Regions from separate parts of the Mus musculus genome. Here region 2 is linked to region 1. Evidence: chromatin contacts called from ENCODE Hi-C or POLR2A ChIA-PET data. All regions are on one chromosome and are shown on one strand. The core of a region is the stretch at or near the end of the contact, and the rest is flanking DNA. Distances in the headings are between cores, read along the strand shown.

Region 1 (5,796 bases), core at 1,719-4,218:
TAGATCTCCATAAAGCTACTGATAAATAAGAAATAAAGAAAAAGAAGGAAGAGAAAGAGAAGCCAAAGAAAAGACTTGTGTAGTCTCTTGATTATCCCTTGGCTGCATTTCTTCAAAGCCTCCCAAGTTATTAGGAATGTGAAGGAGTGAAGCCTCATCTCTCTCCTTGCCTTAGTAAGAACTAAGAACCCGATCTTTAGTTCTGGTTATAAATTAAATTATCTTTAGGCAGATTAACAAGAGACGAGGCATACAAGTTTTACTAACTTTATGTGTCTGGGAAATTTCCACAAGACAGTGAAGTCTGAAAAAAAAAAAGTCCAAAGCAAGACTCTTTTCTACTTTGTAAACAAAGAGTAATAAATCTTAGGGTAGAGGCTAGACATAAGAGAATGACTAAACACAGGGAAAACAGTGGAGAGCAAATATACGGAAGAATTCAATGAAGCAAGGCTTGTCTGCAGTCCCGACTGGCACCTGGCTCTGAGCTGATAAAGCTAGCATCAGTTAGGAATGATTAATGCCCTGTCATTAGGCAGAAATGAGAAAAGCAGAAAGTTTCTCTGTGTTGGAATATTTTTAAGGCCAATAAACATCAATGTTTTGGGTTCCTTTGGCTTCCAGGAGAAATATCCTCTAGTAGTGGTGAGCTCCAGCTTTGGAGTTACGATGACTGAGTGGGATTAGATAGGCTTCCGGATTACTCTCTTCTCCCACCAGTGTGGATCCCAGAACTTGGGTGCAGTATGAGGACTCTCCCTTCAGCATGCATCAGACCTTCTGGGGGCTTCTCAAACTATACTTGGCTGTATTCCACTGACAGAGTGTCTGAGGCAGGGGGATTGAGTGAGCAGAGAGAGAGTCTACATTCTTAACAAGTTTCTTGGTAACAACCATGCTGCTGGTCGTAGAAGAACAATCTGAGATAATATTTAGCCCCCTAGGCTTGTAGACATACTTTGCAAACAACACAGAAATCCATAGTTTAAATTAGTTATGTATGTTAACATAAAATGCTTTATAAATATTTTATTTGTAATGTCCAAATGTTGATCTAAAAACATAACTGCAGTTTTGATAAAATGATAAGAAGGATTGAATCATGGAATCAAAAGACCCAACCCATACATCTCTAGCTCTAGTAATTGAGGTAAAGAATTTTTCAGACTATAACATACTCAATAGTGAAAAATTAATAATGGTTCCTCAGTATAGATCATGGGGTTATAAAGGAAATGTATGATAACCTACCTGAAAACACATTGCAAATCCTAAATGCACTTCTCCTTTGGCTCTTCTTCTTCTTCTGTCTGTTCTGACCTATTCTGGTTTTTATTTATTTATTTGTTTATTTATTTATTATTATTATTTAGATTCTTATTTGTATCCTTATAAGTGAGAGAAAGATGTGGTGTAGACTTGGGTGGGCGGGGAAATGGGAAGAATCTGGGAGGAGTTGGAGAATCATAATCATACTATGTTATATTTTAAAAATCTACTATAAATATAAGATAAATGCAAATTAAAAAGAGATACTCCAAGTGATTCAAAATGCTAGAATAGGTAAGACATTTTTAAAAATGTGTTCCATACCAAAACTCTAATGAAAAAATTTCTCAAAATCATTAGCCAGGAGACAAAAATATTCATGCCAAACTGCCGCTATACACCTATTAAAATGACCAAAATGTAAAAGAAAGGATAATTTTCTGGTGCCATAGCACAGACAGCTTCTTTTAAAGTTTGACAGACTCTTACATAGCAACCTGGAAATCAGTCATGAGTATTTACTGAAGCAAAATGAAGAAGAAGCTTTATACGAAAACCTCTGTGCACTTATAGAAATTTTATTCGTAAGCACTTATGCATAGTTATATATAAATTTTTACAAATGAGATATTCCACACGTGCTTCAGATGATACCATTGAACAGGACACCCATACTGTGGAACCCTTCTCAGCAATTACAAGAGGTCAGTGACTGGCAGCACAGTCGAGTCTCAAAAGCAGGGGTAACAGAGACTGACCCGTGTGGTGTGACCCCAGTTATTAACAATCTGGAACAGGCAAAACTGTAGAGACGAACATCCGATTGTTGGGTAGCAGAACTAGGTATCGGGAACAAAGAGGATGCAGAGGGCTATGAGGAGGTGCTCTGGACTATCCAGTCTACTCTATAGCATGATTTCAGAGCTGCCTGCAGGACTGTATGCTACACAGTTGAAAAGCTGGCCTTTATTTTATACACTTCACCTCAACAAACAGAAAAGTCAATGTAAAGTTTGAAAGTGCCAGCTGAAAAAACTTACCATTCATTTGAGCTTAACCAGTTCCATACTTAAGCCAGAGCTGAAGGGACCACTTTCAGCAGCTCAGGCAGATGCTGAAGCAGAGATAACGCCCCGCTGCTCTCTCCATGGACCAATAGCACTTCTACCTGAACGTTAGACATTTTAACAGTAGACCTGAAGACAGATCATCTGCTTCTACCCCCAATTAAAAGACGGACTAAGAACATAAAAAGAATCCAGGCACCTAGGTTTGCAGAAATCTAAAGGTTGAGTTCCTTTAACTTATCAACGTTTGTGTTTTGAAATCTCCGCCTGGATTTCCGTATAATTCTAGAGAGCTAAGCAGGAGAACAGCTACCAGATACCTGGTTTGCTAGTAAGAAGGGGCGTGGCAGAGGGGCAGCATGCCGAGAGATGAGGGAAGGATAGGTAGGCAATTGAGGGGGTCTTTCTCAGGTGTTTCTGAGCAGAGTGGAGCAGCTGCCTCTGGTCCCTCTCCGTGAAGTGATTCTCTGGGGAGATTTCCTTGATTTACATGTTCCTTGCATGTTCATAGAATTCCACCTTAAAACAAGCTGGACGCAAGCAAGGCCAGTTTCTCAGCGTGGAAAAGCTTTTGCTTGAGCAATGACACACTGCAGTTGGATCCAGTTCACCCACATCTGGGAACCACATGTCAGCGGCAGCTGTATAAAGTCAGCCCAGCAAACTGAGGGTGACATTTTTTTTGCCAGAAGCCGGGCAGTATGGACCTCACTCTTCTGTGGGTTCTTCTGCCACTGGTGACCACAGCCTGGGGCCAGTATGGTGGCTACGGGTACCCATACCAGCAGTACCAGGACTACGGTGATGATGGATGGGTGAATCTTAACCGCCAAGGCTTCAGCTACCAGTGTCCCCACGGGCAAGTGGTGGTAGCTGTGAGGAGCATCTTTAGCAAGAAGGAAGGCTCTGACAGACAATGGAACTATGCCTGCATGCCTACACCCCAAAGCCTGGGGGAGCCCACTGAGTGCTGGTGGGAGGAGATCAACAGGGCCGGCATGGAATGGTAAGAAGCAGAGAGTGCTCTAGAGATGGGAACATCTGTGTATGTACTGCATGGGAGAAGTTTGGTCCTTAAAATAGCAGGGCTCATAACCTGGGCACATCCTAAACTTGCTATTGCATGCTCTGGCGGGCAGGTGTGTACAATGTAGATAACATTGTAAGGTGAAAAACCAGGATGGGGTATGTCCCATGAAGGATGGATCTGGTTCTACTCCTTCAAAGGCCATCCCTAGGCTCAGTGTGTCCCGCAAGCTGGGTGTGTGTACGCAGAATGCTTACCAGACTTCCAAAATAGAGATGTCTTAAGGAATTTATAGAAAGTGGGCATCCCTGTGACATGGGAATAACACTTCCATTTTGGGATGATTTACCGTTTTCCAAAAATACTGCTCCAGGGTGGTTGGGACAAAATAAACAATTGGGTCCTCAGTATCCATATCCTGAAAAAAAAATATTGATTCAAAGTAAGTGATTGGGTAAACAAGACTGAGAACTAGAAACAAAGGGTCCTGAAGTTAAGTAGTGCTCTGCTGTTCTGATGAAATATGTTCTGGCGAGTTTTACTACTGAGATTTCTCTGTCTCCCTCTCTCTCCCTTTCTCTTGAATTTAAATAGCCTCTGTTGCTAGGATATAGTTTACCAAAGGTTTTTAGAGGTACTGTCCTGACTTCTGCCTTTTGCCTAATCATTGGAACTGCATTGGTCCCAGTTTGTGCTTCTCTGTGGTGTTTGACTATCCCAGCCCTGGCATTTGCTCAGAAGCCCATCTTAAGAGACAGGGGTGGCTATACTGGTCATTCATAGCTGTCCAAATGGAGCCCAAATTTCAGGGCTTAGGGAGATGGTGGAGGCTGACCCTAGGAGAGGCAGACTGAGGGAGGAGGTAGCCCAGCTGGAAGGCTGCCAGGTGTGCCCTCTGCTGAACAAGACAACTGCATGAGGGGCTCCTGCAGGGCACTGGCAGAGTGAGCATCTGGGATGGATCAACATAAAACATTAGTGGTGATACTTTCAGCCATCCAGGAGAAATGCCCTGAGCATACATCACACCACACACTACATTATCTGATCTGATCTAATGCTTTAAGCAAGCCTATAAATCATGCTGTAGGTTGGCAAACTGTGGTCTGGAGATAGGTGGGTTTCCTTAGCTAGAAAGACAAGATTTGGATCCAGAAAGTCTGAGCTACAGCGGTGGGCTTCCAAGAGCCTGCTGCCTCCACCCTAAGTGGACTCCTGTTGACAGAGCCAGGGCCCCAGAACCACACTCAAGCTGAGAGAAGGTGGGAACTACAGGGACTGGCCCAGTGTGGTAAGTGGCAGTTTGATTAGAGCTCTGCTCCTGAGGACAGGGCCTATCTACCCGTGTTATAGGCAGCATTATAGGAACAGAAGCAGACTGAAGAATCTGTAGAGGCCTCTTGAGCAGGGCTGTTAGGCCATCCTTCTCCATTCCCTCTGCTTCTGCCAAACAGATCCAAACCCCCTTCAGACACAGATGACTCAGAGACCAAACTTGTCTTGAGGACAGAGGACAGACCCTGGTGAGTCCCAGCAGGCAGGCTCATTGCCTGGCTTCAAGGGTAGAAATGACCTAGTTGTAACTGCCTGTCCAGTCCACCCACCCCAAGGGACCATCACATAGACGGGCCAGCTTTCTAACCTCTTGAAAGAGCCACAGAAGGACAGCACTGGGTGAAGATTGCCTAACCCCTAACTGGGGGCAGGGCAGGGGGGAGCCCTGGGGTGAGTCACAAGCTGGGTTTTGGTTCTGGTGCTAATGATAAAATGTAATGGGACCTTAGGCCAAGCTTCAGCTGTCTCCCTGCTGCTGCCTTTGGAAGATGAACCCTCAGGCTTTGCAGTCTCTACACAAAGCAGCCACTCACTTCAGCGTGCGCTTGGCTTTTGCTTGCATTCTCTTGAACTGTGTGTTCACCCAGCTAAGGAAAGAAGCCAAATGCTATTTAGTCTGAAACATGCCTGTTTGTAGCTGGTTACCATGAACTCCCAAAGTTGAAGAGAGGGGGGGGAAAGGAAAAAAAGGAAAAACGTGATTTTTTTTTTTTTTTGATATATGGGATCTAAGATTTTCACTTTCCTCCTTTTGACCTTCCCATGGTCCATTGCCTCCTCCATCTCCACCATTCACAGGGCTAGAAAGTCATGAACCCACAAAACAGCTTCTTCACCACCAGACCCAGCTGCCCCAGAACTGGTACCCAATTACTCCCTAGGCATTTTTCTCCTAGATGATTATGGCTTTGTGTTCAGACTCCAGTCTCAGTGAAAAATTTGGAAGGCAAGAAATTGTTCACAGGCTGGGGAGCAATTACGTCTCCCCGACTGGCTGCCTGTTCTTAATCTGTTCTGGGGAGGAGTTGTTGACGAGTTTTCTGCAATTTGGCTGTCTTGTGTAAGTAAATTAGCTTTCAGGTTTATTTTAAGAGGCAG
Region 2 (5,796 bases), core at 2,399-4,898, 52 kb after region 1:
CTCTCTCTCTCTCTCTCTCTCCCTCTCCCTCTCCCTCTCCCTCCCCCTCCCCCTCCCCCTCCCCCTCCCCCTCCCTCTCCCTCTCCCTTACTCTAGATGAAGTCAGCTGCCTGTTGCGAAGACTCCAGGATGATTATACAAAGCTCCACATATTGAGAAACTGAGCCCAAGGCACAGCCAGATGAAGGACTCTGGGTGCAGATCCTCCTTCAGATGGATGCTGAGATGACCAGCCTGTGAGAGACACTGAAGCACAGGCACCGACTGGAGTATTGCATGGAGTACCATAGAAACTGAAGCCCTTGTGTGTATCCTTCTGAGCTGCTAAGTTTAAGCGAATGTATCACATAGTGACAAATAATGGATGCAATGTGCTTCCTTCTCTAACTCTTCCTGTCACTCAACCTTCTCAGTTGCAGTACTTCAGCCCATCCTTCCCCTCCTTGCTCTTGTCACACAGGATAGATGTGCCAGCTGGCCAAAGCCATAATTGCTCAGAATCCATCTCCTTCTGTGTAGTGAAGATTTGGGTTTCTTTAAAAACCCATTTATATTGTGTGAACATGTTTTCGTTTTAATCTCAGGTATGGGATATCAGGCTGCTTCCGATTGTCCATAGCACTTATCATGATGGTCTCTAGCTCTTGGAGGGGCATGATTTTTGCTAGCTGTAGATAGCTTATGTTTGGAATTCTGGGGAGTCTTGAGAGGGTATAAATGCCAGAGCACCAAAAGGGCCTGTGGCCAGCTGCTGCTCCTCTGCTGTGGTTCCTGCTGCCACTGATTCCTGTTTCTGCTTTTCCCATTAGTGGATTGCTGGATTACTGGATTACTGGATATTCTGATGACTAGTACTTGTCCCAAGGAATAAAATGCCCCTAATCAGCAGGAAGTAGTCTAAAGGGTCTATGCCCCCCCCCCTTTTCCCATAACCTTCATTCTCTCCTACCTAGTGTTGGGGGGTTGGAAGGGATTAGGGTGGAATAAGGTTTAGAAGGGTGATAAATATAATAACCCAATAAAATAGCCCCAAAATACTCCTATACTTTGGCTTCTGCGTGGACCTCACCTGCTAATTAGTTATTGCCTATTATAATGACAACAGGGGTTATTGTCATCTCCTTCTTTGTCTTTATGGTTACATCATAAAAAGGTTGTTTAAAATGTTTCTGTAATTAACCCATCCTTAAAGGACACTCTAGTGCAATGGTTCTCAACCTGTGGGTCTCGACCCCTTTGAGGGGTAGCATATAGATAGCCTGTATATCAGATACTTGCAATACAATTAATAACAATAATAAAATTACAGTTATGAGTAGTAACAAAATAGTTTTATGGTGGGGGGTCACCACAACATGAGGAACTCAAGGGTTGCCACATCAGGAGGAACTGCTTTAAAAGGTCGCAGTGACAGGAAGGCTGAGAACCACTGCTCTGGTGACTTCTCTACTCTACATCTCTTCTTTTTCAGAGTGAAGCTTTTTAAAATAATTTTCTCTGTTTCCTCCACTTCAACTTAAAACCATCAAACCACCTCAGTTTGAATAAAATGAATTCTGTGTTACCTAAACCACATGAACTTAGCCCCAACAGACCTCATCCATCACACCTGAGATGTTTTCTCTTTATCGCAAACTCAAAATATTAAACATTAAATTTTCTGTGTTTCTCTCTGTCTCAGGAAGGGCTCCACCAGTTTCTGTGTCTGGACTCTTCTTGTAACTGTCAATCTTATAACTGTCTCTGTCAATCTGTCCTTGCCTGGCTAAAATCATTCTCTCTGCGTCACTATGTCTGTTGTGCCTAGCTTCATGAATATCAATAAGCTAGACCCCATTTTCCTCCTCTCTGTCTAATGCTTCTAGCCAGCATACAGCATTCCAGCCATATGGAGCCTTGAAAAACCTCTGTATTCTCCTGGTTCTAAAGTGTATGCTCTTCCTTTCCCAGACAGCTCCCAATACCCTAACAGATCTTCTCTGAGCAACCCAGAAAGCTGCAGACTTGCCCTGAAGTCCCACATCTTCAATTTATTCTTATCAACAAGCATATGCTGAATAGTAGTTATTTTATGGCCCTGGAATGTGTTTCATTTGTAGATATCTACCTAGTACCTAGGGCAGCAACATGATCACTGTTGTTTATATTAAGTACAAAGTTGAGTACAAACTGGTAAAAATGTGCACTATAAGGTTATGCATTTAGGGCTATCTCTGATGGTTTGAATATGCTTGGCTCGTGGACGTGGCACTATTAGGAGGTGTGACCTTGTTGAAGGAAGTGTGTCACTGTGTAGGCAGGATTTGAGGTCTCCTAGTGCTCAAGCTCCACCCAGTGCAGAAGAGACCCTCCTCCTCACTGTCTGCCAAAGACAGTCTCTTCCTGGCTGCATTCAGATCAATATATAGAGCTCTCAGCTCTTCTAACACCATGTCTGCCTGCAGGTTGCCATGCTTCCTGCCATGATGATAATGGACTGAACCTCTGAAACTGTAAGCCAGCCCCAATTAAATGTTTTCTTTTCTAAGACTTGCCTTGGTCATGGTGTCTCTTCACAGCAATAAAACCCTAAGTAAGATACCACCTTATCAAATTGTCTTTAGTCTGATGGCTTAAAACAGCAGAAGTATGCTCATTCATAGTCCTAAAGGCTGGAAACGCCAATAGAACTACTCTTTTTTGAAGAGGACAGAGGAACAATGTTTGTTCTGAGTGGACACTGGTCAACCCACTATATTTTGTCCTCTTACCTCCTAACTCATATCTGTCCCCATGAAAAATGTATTCTCTCTATCACACCATTCCTGTCTTAGCAAGGGTTTATTGCTGTGATGAAACACCGTGACCAAAAGCAAAGTGAGGAGGGAAAGATTATTTGGCTTTCATTTCCATATCAGAGTCTACCACTGAAAGAAGTCAGGACAGGAACTAGAAGTCAGGAGCTGATGCAGAGGCCATGGAGAAGTGCTACTTCCAAGCTTGTCTATCATGGCTTACTCAGCCTGCTTTTTTATAGAGCCCAGGACCCCAGCCTAAGGATGACTCCCAAAGGGCTGGACCCTCCTCAGTTGATCACTAATTAAGAAAATGCCCTACAGATGGATCTTACAGAGGCATTTTCTCAATTGAGGTTTCCTCCTTTTAGATGACTCCAGTTTGTATCAAGTTAATGCCAAACTAGCCAGTGCAATCCCCAAACTTTTTAATACTCTACAAATCTAAATACAAAATTTTTTCCAAATAACCTCTCAAAAGCCCTCACTCTAACCACCTAGATCACCTAAGTCACATATAGATGACACTCTGGGTACACTTCACTTTGAATGTAGGGAGAATTCTCCTATGATGGACTGATGAACCAGAAAACAAGTTTCCTGCTTCTAAAACACACAGGTAAAACATACATGTTTTCATCCCAGAAGGGAGAAAAATAGAAGGAATTAAGGAGCCTCTGGTCTCACACACATTCAAGACTAAGCAAGAAAAAAAATCCCTTTGGGTTTCAGGGTCTGTGAGCGCTCTTCTTTGGCTCTCAGATCCATCCGCTGGCTCACAGCTCCTGTGCCTGTGTTCTCAGTAGCTGCTTTATCATCCTTAGCCCTGGTTCCATGGCTCTATCCAGTGAGTCACTCCTGTTCCTGAAGGCTGGCGCATGTGTGCAGCTGCATAATTTATCATTTCGCTTCCTGCCTATATAATTAAGAGAATCCGAAAATACCTTTTTATTTTGTCCATCCTCTGTTCAATCTCAGACTGAAATGTTTCTCGGGTATAATAATCCTCCAAGAGAGCATAGGCTGTCTGTGTACACCAAGGGGAGTCACTCAGACAGACAATAGTTTCCCATATATTCTCTGATAGGACAGCCCTTCACTATTTCTGGCTGCTTCCAACATGAGGGAGTGTATCCATGAGTTGAATGCCTAATCTTTCCAAAGACTGTCCTCATGTGCCCTTGGCCGTCTCTCCAGAGTACATTTGCTTAACAGTGCATTTCTTCTTTTCAGCATTCTTTGCAATCTGGATAACATGAAAATCTCTTAAATCATCAAAGGCTAATCCTTAAGAGTTTCTTCTTTACTCTCTTCTGCCTCTCTTGCTTTCTCTACCTAGTAAAGAGAAACTAGACGGTCCTTTCCACACTTTGCTTGAAAATCTTTTCTGCAAGATGTCCAACTTCATCATTTGTAGCTTCCACCTAGCAAGACATGCTTTAGCCAAGTTTTTTATTACTTTATAAAAAATGCCTTTCTGTACTTTCCAATATGACTTCATTTGTTTCTGGGACCTGACCTAAGATTCCCTTGCATTTCTAGCTCTTCAAGACAGTATTGGATATTTCTTTGTCCTTTAAGTTTTCACCAATTCTTTGAGAATTTCTTTTTTTTTCTTTTTTTTTTAATTGGGTATTTATTTCATTTACATTTCCAATGCTATCCTAAAAGTCCCCCACATGCTCCCTCACCCACTCCCCCACCCACCCACTCCCACTTCTTGGCCCTGTCGTTCCCCTGTACTGAGGCATATAAAGTTTGCACGACCAATGGGCCTCTCTTTCTACTGATGGCCGACTAGGCCATCTTCTGATTCATATGCAGCTAGAGTCAAGAGCTCCGGGGTACTGGTTAGTTCATATTATTGTTTCACCTATAGGGTTGCAGACCCCTTTAGCTCCTTGGGTACTTTCTCTAGCTCCTCCATTGGGGGCCCTGTGATCCATCCAATAGCTGACTGTGAGCATCCACTTCTGTGTTTGCTAGGCCTCAGCATAGTCTCACAAGAGACAGCTCTATCTGGGTCCCTTCAGCAAAATCTTGCTAGTGTGTGCAATGGTGTCAGCGTTTGGAAGCTGATTATGGGATGGATCCCTGGATATGGCAGTCTCTAGATGGTCCATCCTTTCGAGAATTTCATACATGTGTTTTGATCATAATCACCTGCCTCCTCACTCCAAATCCATCCAGATCCATGCCTACATCCCTATGACCCCAGCATCTTGTCCTCTTTTAAAATATTAACCCAGTGAATTTAGTTTTGCTGCTCATATACTCACAGATTTGAGGCCATTCACTGAAATGCAATCAATCTTCCGGGGACCATTATCATAAAGAAAACTTAGTTTACTTCCTCTGAAAAGAATCAACTGCCTGTGATTCCTGAGCTATGAGCAGAGGCTCATGAACTCTTCCCAACTCCATGCTAAAATGCTGACTGGCTTGATCTCATGCAGATATTCTGCAGACAACCATGGGTGCTATGAGTTCATGCAACTATTGTACCCGTGGGCAAATCTTTCCAAACTAATCATTACTGTAGCTCACAGGATTCACAGCTGGGTAAGGCTGCTGCTGCTGCCCCTCTCTTAGCAATTCAATAACACATTCACATTTACTATGAAAGCTCAATATCAGACTTTTCTATCATGCCTCTACCTATTACCTAATTCCAAAGCTACCTCTGAAGTTTTTGATGTCTATTATAACAACATTTTGCTTCTTGGTATTAATAATATAATCCATGTCATTTCTACAAAGGGAAACATAATAGTTTCAATGTGATATGGAAATTTGTTTTAAGAGACTATCTTATGTGATTGTAGGGACAACCAAAGATGCTGAAAACCTTTGAATGGGAGCTGAAGCGCTAGTCCTCAGGCAAATGTCTTCTGCTGTGAGCAGTTTCACTTTTCCTCTAAGTCCTTCCCATTGATTAGATGAGTCCAAGTCAGATTATTCAGGAGAATATTTGCTTAAAGTGAACTAATTGTTCTCTCTGGCTTGAACATTTGTATAATAG

Evidence for each region. Hi-C counts contacts between places; a loop is a spot of excess contacts on that map. ChIA-PET counts read pairs that join two places held with the same protein, here RNA polymerase II (POLR2A).
Region 2: a loop to region 1 is called in a map of left cerebral cortex, with 2.3 times the contacts of the local background. The contact joins the enhancer-like site here to the promoter of Dpt in region 1. A Hi-C loop is called at or near these places in 1 of 37 maps with a recorded cell type or tissue (left cerebral cortex). POLR2A ChIA-PET finds 5 or more read pairs at or near these places in 1 of 5 experiments (embryonic stem cell).

The regions. Positions count from the first base shown.
Region 1 is chr1:164,793,695-164,799,490 of GRCm38, forward strand. It overlaps Dpt (dermatopontin), which reads left to right and starts at 2,969. Exons shown (of 4, transcript NM_019759.3): 1 at 2,969-3,342. The coding sequence starts at 3,038. It overlaps Gm32569 (a long non-coding RNA gene), which reads right to left. Exons shown (of 4, transcript XR_373663.3): 4 at 1,832-3,781.
Region 2 is chr1:164,845,186-164,850,981 of GRCm38, forward strand. No RefSeq gene overlaps it. Among named protein-coding and RNA genes, the nearest start is that of Gm20743, 15 kb to the right of the region's middle. Within about 2 kb of position 3,649, at least 1 of the 3 ENCODE cell types and tissues checked has a DNase peak (open chromatin) inside an H3K27ac peak, as active enhancers do; it is left cerebral cortex, where a contact is called at or near this core.